Regions from separate parts of the Mus musculus genome. Here regions 1 and 3 are each linked to region 2. Evidence: chromatin loops called from intact Hi-C (ENCODE). Cell type or tissue: left cerebral cortex. All regions are shown on one strand.

Region 1 (2,500 bases), 63 kb before region 2:
AGCTCATGGGGAAGTCTGAGGCAGAACTGCGGCTGCTCGTCCAGAGAGAGAAGAATTACAGGTGAGAACGAAGGAAGAAGAAGCAGAGCTGAGTCCAAGGATGGAAGGTCCGGGGCTGAGATAAAGACTGAGGAGCACGGAACTGGTCCAGAGCAGGACTGAGACTCTGGGCCGAGGCCCGTGCAGCAGGGCTGAGACTCTGGGCCGAGGCCCACATTTCCAGTGGAGGTTCAGAGGACGATGTGTCAGTCAAGCCTGAGCACAGCCTGGTGGAATTTGCTTTATGAGACAGTGCGTGCACTTGCATCACGCTGATGAAACCTTTGTTTCTTTCCACTTCCTTGTTTGCTTTGTTTTGTTTGTTTGCTTGCTTGCTTGCTTGCTTGCTTTATGAAGTTTTCCTTTCTCTCTCCCTATCTTAGCTTGGAATAAATGACACTGGTTTCCATGATGTCAAAGGTCCATAGGAGAAGGATTTTATTCTGGAACTTGAGTTCTTTCTTTTGAGGGGATGTAGACTAAGGGTTGAGGTTGGAAGGGCTGGTATTTGAAATACTGGGATCTGGTGAGTGTATGTGGGGTTGGTACGATCAAGGACAGGCTATTACCTCATTATCTAACATTCCTGAAGAGAAGCCCTGGCTTCTAGTTTTTTGTTTGTTTGGTTGGTTTTTTTTTTTGTTTGTTTGTTTTGTTTTGGTTTTTTTACCATGTGACATTATTGGGAAACAAAGTACATTACTAAACTTTCAGTTTCAAAAACAACCCAATCAATAATCGACTTAAAACTACAGGGCACATATTTTGCTATTAATGGTTTAAGCTATTTTGGGCCCTGATCAGTTTGCTCTGTGGTTGGGCTTGTGACAGGACAAGTGTGCATACTTCCTCACTGGGGAAGTAAAGGCAGGAGGAGGATGGGGCCTAGACCTCACCATCTCCTTAAGGGCCTGTCTCCTATACCCAAGCTCCTCCCGCTAACCCACACATCCTAAAGCTTCCCCCGCCCCTTGAAGAGCTGAGTCAGAGCAATGCACGTCCCACAAGCAACTCTGAAGGGTGCTCTAGATCCACACTCTTATACTGAGTAGACTGGCTCCCAAGCAGGCATGAAGGGTGCCGTTGTAGGAATGTACCCACGGGATATAGAGAGATGTCATGGGAAGACTGGTGTTGTATTACCACAAGAGAAGCAAAGCCTGGGTCAGGCCAGTCCGGAAGAGAGAAGAAGAGACAGCCCAGCCTACACCTTATTTCACACTTCGAGGTTCTAAAATGGAATGAGAATAATTTTGAGTTGGTCTAAGCCACCCACATGGTGGGGCTTTGTCAGGGCAGCACTAGGAATGCTTACAAGGATGCATCCCATACCAGGCCCGCTTGGCACACTGTACCGATTAGGTCAAGCCTGACAACTGCTCCAGTCCCCGTTAAGAACTCAAGGAATGGGGACTCCCACAGGTCATATGACTCTCCCATGCTCTGCAAAGCCAGTGGACATTAAGGATCCTTCATGGCCTTAATCCCCCTCTGTCTTTTTTGTTTGTTTGTTTTAAAGAGAATCTAAAGTGTTATGTGTCTCTGAGTTGCTTAAATTTATCAGATCCTGACAAACTTCTACAGTGTATAACCCAGGTTATCTGTGTCTACTAATGGGATAAAGAAATAGAGATAAACTTTTTGATGGTAACTAGATTTGTAAACTTGGGTTGGCAGAATGAAGAGCAAATGTAAAACAACCCAGTGCATCAGAGTAGAAATTAGTTTGTTGCCATGTGCCAATTGAAGCGTATACTACAACTATAAAAAGAAATCTGCACATACCCAACATAAAACAACAACAACAATAACAATAACAAAAGTAACCTCCGGCTTCGGAGATGCTTCAGTGAGTGAGAGTGCTTGATCTGCAGTCAGAAAGACCTGAGTTCAAATCCATGGCATTCATGTTTAAAACCAGATAAAACTGTGTGCCTGCAACATGATGATTATTTAAAAGGTGGGTCCAGGAGGAGGGTCCGGAGAGGTTGCTGGACAGCCAGCCAGGTCGAAATGCCAAACTTAAGGGTTCAGTGAGAGACTGTTTCATTTACTAATTAAAGGCAGGTGAGATCATGGGAGAAAACACCCTTAAACTCTGCCCTTGTCTCTATAGATATCAATATGAATGTGGACGTGCACACACATGCATGCTGAAAACATTCCACACCACACACAAATCTGTGTGCATAAACAGACACAAACATAGGCACAGACACAGAGACATGGACACACACACACACACACACACACACACACACACACAGTCTTAGCTGTTAAAATCTAAAACATTTTATAGTGTCATGGCAAATGATTGCTCTGTTTTTCACTACATGTGGATCATTTCAAGCTTTATACGAATATTCTCATATTACTGTATTCTTTGATTATTAGTAATCAGATTTTAATAATCTTAAATTTCCTTAAAACTTTCTTTTAAAAAAATTTACTTTAAAACTTC
Region 2 (2,500 bases):
CTAGCTGCCCTCTACCGCGCCCCGCCCCTTCATCTCTAAAATTATTCCGTTACCCTCCCATGTAAAAGGACTTAAAAGCAGAACATATGGAGAGTTAGGCTTGCCTGACTGTCTTCATGTAACTTAATTTGTTCGACTCTCATCTGCATTCTGTGGCCCACACCCAACTCTGATTTTCCTCTTGCCTTCTCTAAATCCTCACCTTTGTGGTTTGGGTGACAGGGCACGGGTCAAGGGAACCTGAGAAGGCCTCGGGAGCCTTGCTGTCCTAGCTGACTGGGTTCAGGCATGAAGCCTGGAACACCCAAAAAAAGCATTTGTGCCCACGGTTTCCTCCTGTCGGGGCTTTTTGAGTCTCGAGCATCGTTCCTGCTATTTTTAATCCCTTCACTGCATCTCCTTTTGGTTTGGGGAGGGAGAAGGGCATGGACGATTAGCTTTTGTATTGCCACTACACAGTTCAATGTGGCCCGGTTTTAATTTTCCACCAAAAAGGGAGTTAAAGAAACACTTGCAGAGAAATTGGTGTGTGTGTGTGTGTGTGTCTGTGTGTGTGTGTGTGTGTGTGTGTGTGTGTGTGTGTGTGTGTGTGTGTGTGTGTAATTGCCCCAGAGTAGTCCAACCAGGAAGTGAGAGACACCCAGAGCACTACTTACTGCTCCTCCCAAAGCAATCTGCAGCCCTCTTGGCTAGTGGAAGTAAAGAATGCAGAAGCCAGCAGGGAAGCAGCATCCGCTGAGGCTCACAGCCACCTGTGTGCTACCTGCCCAAGACTGGTGTCCCCAGCGTGATGAAATAGCTCAGGAAGCCCAGAGGACCACAGGTGGTACTGGCTCTTCTCAGGTCCCTGGAAGACAGCGTAACCTTTAGGCCAGGCCACAAGCCTCTCCTGCATCTGTCCAGTGGTCTCCGGTCTCCACCCAGGTTTCCTGGGGACCGAAACAGGACACCTTCCCTTCTCCCCAGGTGCGGATCTTCTGCTGAAAGGGCAGCCGTTCCTTCCACGCACTTCCCCACCCATCCACACCCACTTCAATGACACCACCCCAGACGCTGTGGGTCTGGGGAGATGTGGGCGAGCATGGCAGGGGCATTCGCCTGGCAGTGCCCGCCTGATGTTCCGCCGTGCCCAGAGGAGGCGCCACAGCATAGTTGAGCAGCGCCAGCAGCTGGTGGCCTCGACCCTGAGACTTCTGAATCCCCGAACCTTGGGGACCCTGAAGCTCCCGCCGCAGCCCGCGCCCGCTCGGCTTCGGGATTTTTTGTCTATATAAGGGCTCGAGGCACTTGGAGCGCCGGCTGGCACCGGCTGCCATTTCTCCGCACCCGCCTGCGGTCCCTGGGTAACCTCACTCGCCCTCCTCCCGCCTCCTCCTCCTCCTCCTCCCGTCCTCCCCGGGAGCACCGCCTTTACCTGACTCTGACACCCGGTGCGCACCGCCGCTCTCCCGGTCCCCCCGCCCAGCAGCAGCCGCCCGGCCTCGCTGTCATCCGCTGAATGGAATTATTTATTTATTTATGTCCCCTGACGTGTCCTCCCCTACCGAGGCCCGGGAGAGGGGTGCGGGAGCAGAGGCGGGCTGGGGTGCCCGGGAGCGCGCCTGGGTGCGGTGAGGGGGTGGACGCGGGAGCGGGGTGCGGGCTGGGGGCGCGAGGAAGGGAGGCGCACTGAGCATGCTCCTGAGGGCTCAGCGGTTGGCGCTGGTCTGCGCGGGTTCTGTGGCTCCCGGCACTCCATTTCGGATTTTAGTTCTGACCCGGAGCGATCTGCTGTGGCTGGGCAGCCCAGACTTGCTCCGGCCTAGCGCTTTGGCGCCCAACCTGAGGAGGCAGGTGTGAGGTGGCCTGAGAGACCTAGGCTGTTATGCAATGTCTAGATAAGGATGCAGAGAGGAGCCTGCAGAATGCAGAGAAAAGAGCTACGACAGAAAAGGCTGCGTGACTCATCCATCCATCCATCCATCCATCCAGTCGTTCGTTATTCATTCAGTTAAGGACTTCCGTTAGGAATGAGTGCTGGCTTGATTGAGGATAGAGAAAGGTGTGCTGTAGGAGCACCAGAGACAAATCCTTCCAAGAAAAACGTAAAACTTACAAGCATGGAAAACAGCTCAAAACACTGAAAGTGTAGAAGTTGCGGGCAGTGGTTGGTTATCAATTGTAAATAATTTATGTCACTCACATTATTTAAGTTTCACGACGGGATTTAGTTATTTAAGCAAGAATAACACTAAGGACTATGGTAAACCCCACAGATGTTGAGTTGGCCTTTTTTTTCACCCTAACATGCCCTTCTTGGGGAAGTTGAAAAGAGGAAGGAAGGGTTGGAACTGAAGGGTTGGACAACTCGAAGACTGACATCTCTACTTAGAGAAAAACCTTGTGGCACTATATGTGCTTGAATTTGAGAGCAAGGCTACAATTTTCTGCCCATTTAATTGGCCTTTCCTGTCCTGATCATCATGATGCGATACTCCATTAGATTCGGTCACTGTTACTC
Region 3 (2,500 bases), 280 kb before region 2:
GGAAAGGAAAGACCTGCTTCCTCTACTCTTCTGTGTTCACACTTTCCCCATTGTTAAAATAAGGATTACTTGATTTTAACAACTTTGCAGATAGTGTACATATTTGGGGCTTATTTATAGTTCTTCCAAAATTATAGCAAGGATACATGCTTTTCTGTATACTGTGCATAAGCGTAGCAAGATATATTGTGATCCTTCCATAGGAACATTTAAAGCATTGCCTCATTATTTTTAATGGGTGTATAGATTTCTGGGAATTGGCATGACTTTACAAATCATCCATTGATAGAAGTTTGGACATATAATTTCTTCCATGTTGACCTTGTTGGATAGGATCACAGACAAGAGGTCTTGGTTTCCTTGATAAACATCACCAATGCATGCCTTATAGACATGGTGGTGGGTTGGATTACTAAGCAGCAAATACTGACTTCTCTCTGTGAGATCTTATGGTCACAAATTCTTTCTTATGGTCACAAGGTTTTACTCACCCTCTGACTTTGTCTTCATTGTGTGAAGGACTTGAACTAATGGGATATAATTAGAAGTTACACTGTCATTCTGAGATAGACCTTACAAAGCAAGGAGCAATAGCGTTGTGTTCTTTATATCTATCAAAGAGGAGAGGTCTCTGCCACTCCAGCCAGAGTCTAAAGTGACACCACGTGGGACAGATGTGACCCTGACATCAATGCTGGAGTTATTCTGTCTGCTAAGTTCCCAAGATCATTTAACTTTAGCCAAACCACAGCTGCCCTTCATATTTATAGGCACGAGTAAGACTTCATGGGAAAATTCCTAATGACTTCCTTTCGGTGAAGATAAATGAACATTTATCAGGTTCTTTCTTCCACTAAGCTAAGTTTTTCTCCCGTATGGAGTTAATTTACTGTAGTTGCTGGTCACAGTTATCTGGCCTTGAGTTTTCACAGTAGCATTATCAACAAGAAAGCCTCTAAACAGAACAAAAAGTGAAAAACATCTTGGCAGAGTTGATTGCATTGGATGGTGACTAAGTTGGGTGACTCAGAACCCACACAGATCCTGTTGCTATGGTGCTGACAAGTAGAAGGAGTAAGTGCATAATTGAAAAACTGAGGAGGTGTTTAATAGGTGTTGGATGCGGTCCACATCTTGGATCACTCAAATGACCTCTGCTCTCCACTACTGTGATGTTCAGTTTTCAGTACTAAAAAAATCCCCTAGGAAACAACTTAAAGTAGGAAGTGTTTATTCTCCTAACTAGTGCCAGAGATTTCAGAGTGTGGTCATTTGGCCTTGTCACTTTGGGCCAGAGATGAAGCCAGCTATAACAGTGGGAAATGGGTGTGCTGGAGCAGTGACAATCAGCTTATTTTGGCCATGATATACATAGCATCTAAAAGGAAGGTCTGTGGATGAGAAGTACCTGTCAACATCACATCTCTAGTGACTTGCTTCCTGGAAATATAACCCACCTACTAATACCTCATGTACCCATGAATTTATCAATGCACTAATTCACCATGAAACCTAGTTTCCTGAGGATCCAAGAAAGTCTCAATTTGAGAGCCAAGCCTTAGAAATCTGAGGGTTTTTTTTGGGGGGGGCACTACATGTCAAAGCTATCGCAATTGTGTATCTCTTATGAATACTCTGTGTGAAAAACTAAGCAAGGAAGATTGCAAGACCAATTAATCATAAAGCAAGCAGAGTATAATTGGCACCCAGTGAAATGTGTTAAACACTTGGAACGAGATAGCTTAGAACATAAACTACTACCCCCATTGCTACAGCAGGTCCCAAGGCCATAAATGACAGCTTCATTTGTTCTACAATGCAAGTTCTAGAATTTTGCTTTCCTAGTCTAGTAGGAGAATACTGATCCCAGATCTGGTGAGTCTGGGTCCATATTTTCAATTTGTTCTTATTGATTTTGGCTATATCAACTGCATAGTAAAAATTCCCACTGTAAAAAAATGTTCAAAGTGATAGCAAAGAAATCTCTAGATGCAGGCCTATGTTTCTGTGTCTTAATTATGGACATTAGGACTTACAACTCTTGCCATTAAAGACAGCCCATTGCTTGTCTATTGGTGTGAAGGGTAAGAAGGGTGATCAATATCACTGGGACTCCAAATATCCTTTGATAAAAGTTTTCGATCAAAGACTTAAGAGACTGGATGAATAGTTTTGTATCTAATATCATGAGAATAGAAAGGTAAAATCCCTCTACTGCTTTTCTGAAAGACACAGTGAGTAAGGCTGTCCTAATTTATCCTTTAGTTTTCAGAACTAGGTGTTTGAGTTTTACATAAACAGAATCAGCATAGTTTGTACAAAATGACACGTGAACTGAGAATTTGACAACTACATGCTTTCTTGGTCATTTTTACTCTTCCACAAAAATGGGAAATAACCGTGGTGGGTTCCAGGCACATCTTATGTTGAGCATCCTTCCTCCATGAACTTAAATGCCACTCTCTACCATGCATAGTTGGCTGAGATATGTAGAGTACCT

What was found. Hi-C counts contacts between places; a loop is a spot of excess contacts. Peaks named below come from ENCODE experiments on the same cell type or tissue, not always from the same donor. Only the 100,000 strongest peaks of a DNase experiment are listed, where the experiment ranks them.
Region 1: a loop joins it to region 2, with 2.2 times the contacts of the local background. A loop is called at or near these places in 3 of 42 quality-filtered maps.
Region 3: it touches region 2 in a loop (2.5-fold over the local background); 3 of 42 quality-filtered maps call a loop at or near these places.

What each region holds. Positions count from the first base shown.
Region 1 is chr10:125,324,394-125,326,893 of GRCm38, forward strand. It overlaps a transcript of Slc16a7 not described here. Among named protein-coding and RNA genes, the nearest start is that of Slc16a7, 17 kb to the left of the region's middle. In left cerebral cortex, no CTCF peak of the experiment used is centred here; DNase peaks (open chromatin) are centred at 1,075 and 1,285.
Region 2 is chr10:125,387,873-125,390,372 of GRCm38, forward strand. It overlaps a transcript of Slc16a7 not described here. Among named protein-coding and RNA genes, the nearest start is that of Slc16a7, 80 kb to the left of the region's middle. In left cerebral cortex, a CTCF peak has its summit at 1,138; DNase peaks (open chromatin) are centred at 148, 756, 1,176, 1,688 and 1 more place; H3K4me3 peaks cover 2,250 bases; H3K27ac peaks cover 2,221 bases.
Region 3 is chr10:125,108,109-125,110,608 of GRCm38, forward strand. No RefSeq gene overlaps it. Among named protein-coding and RNA genes, the nearest start is that of Gm36771, 52 kb to the right of the region's middle. In left cerebral cortex, no CTCF peak of the experiment used is centred here; a DNase peak (open chromatin) is centred at 1,045; H3K27ac peaks cover 236 bases.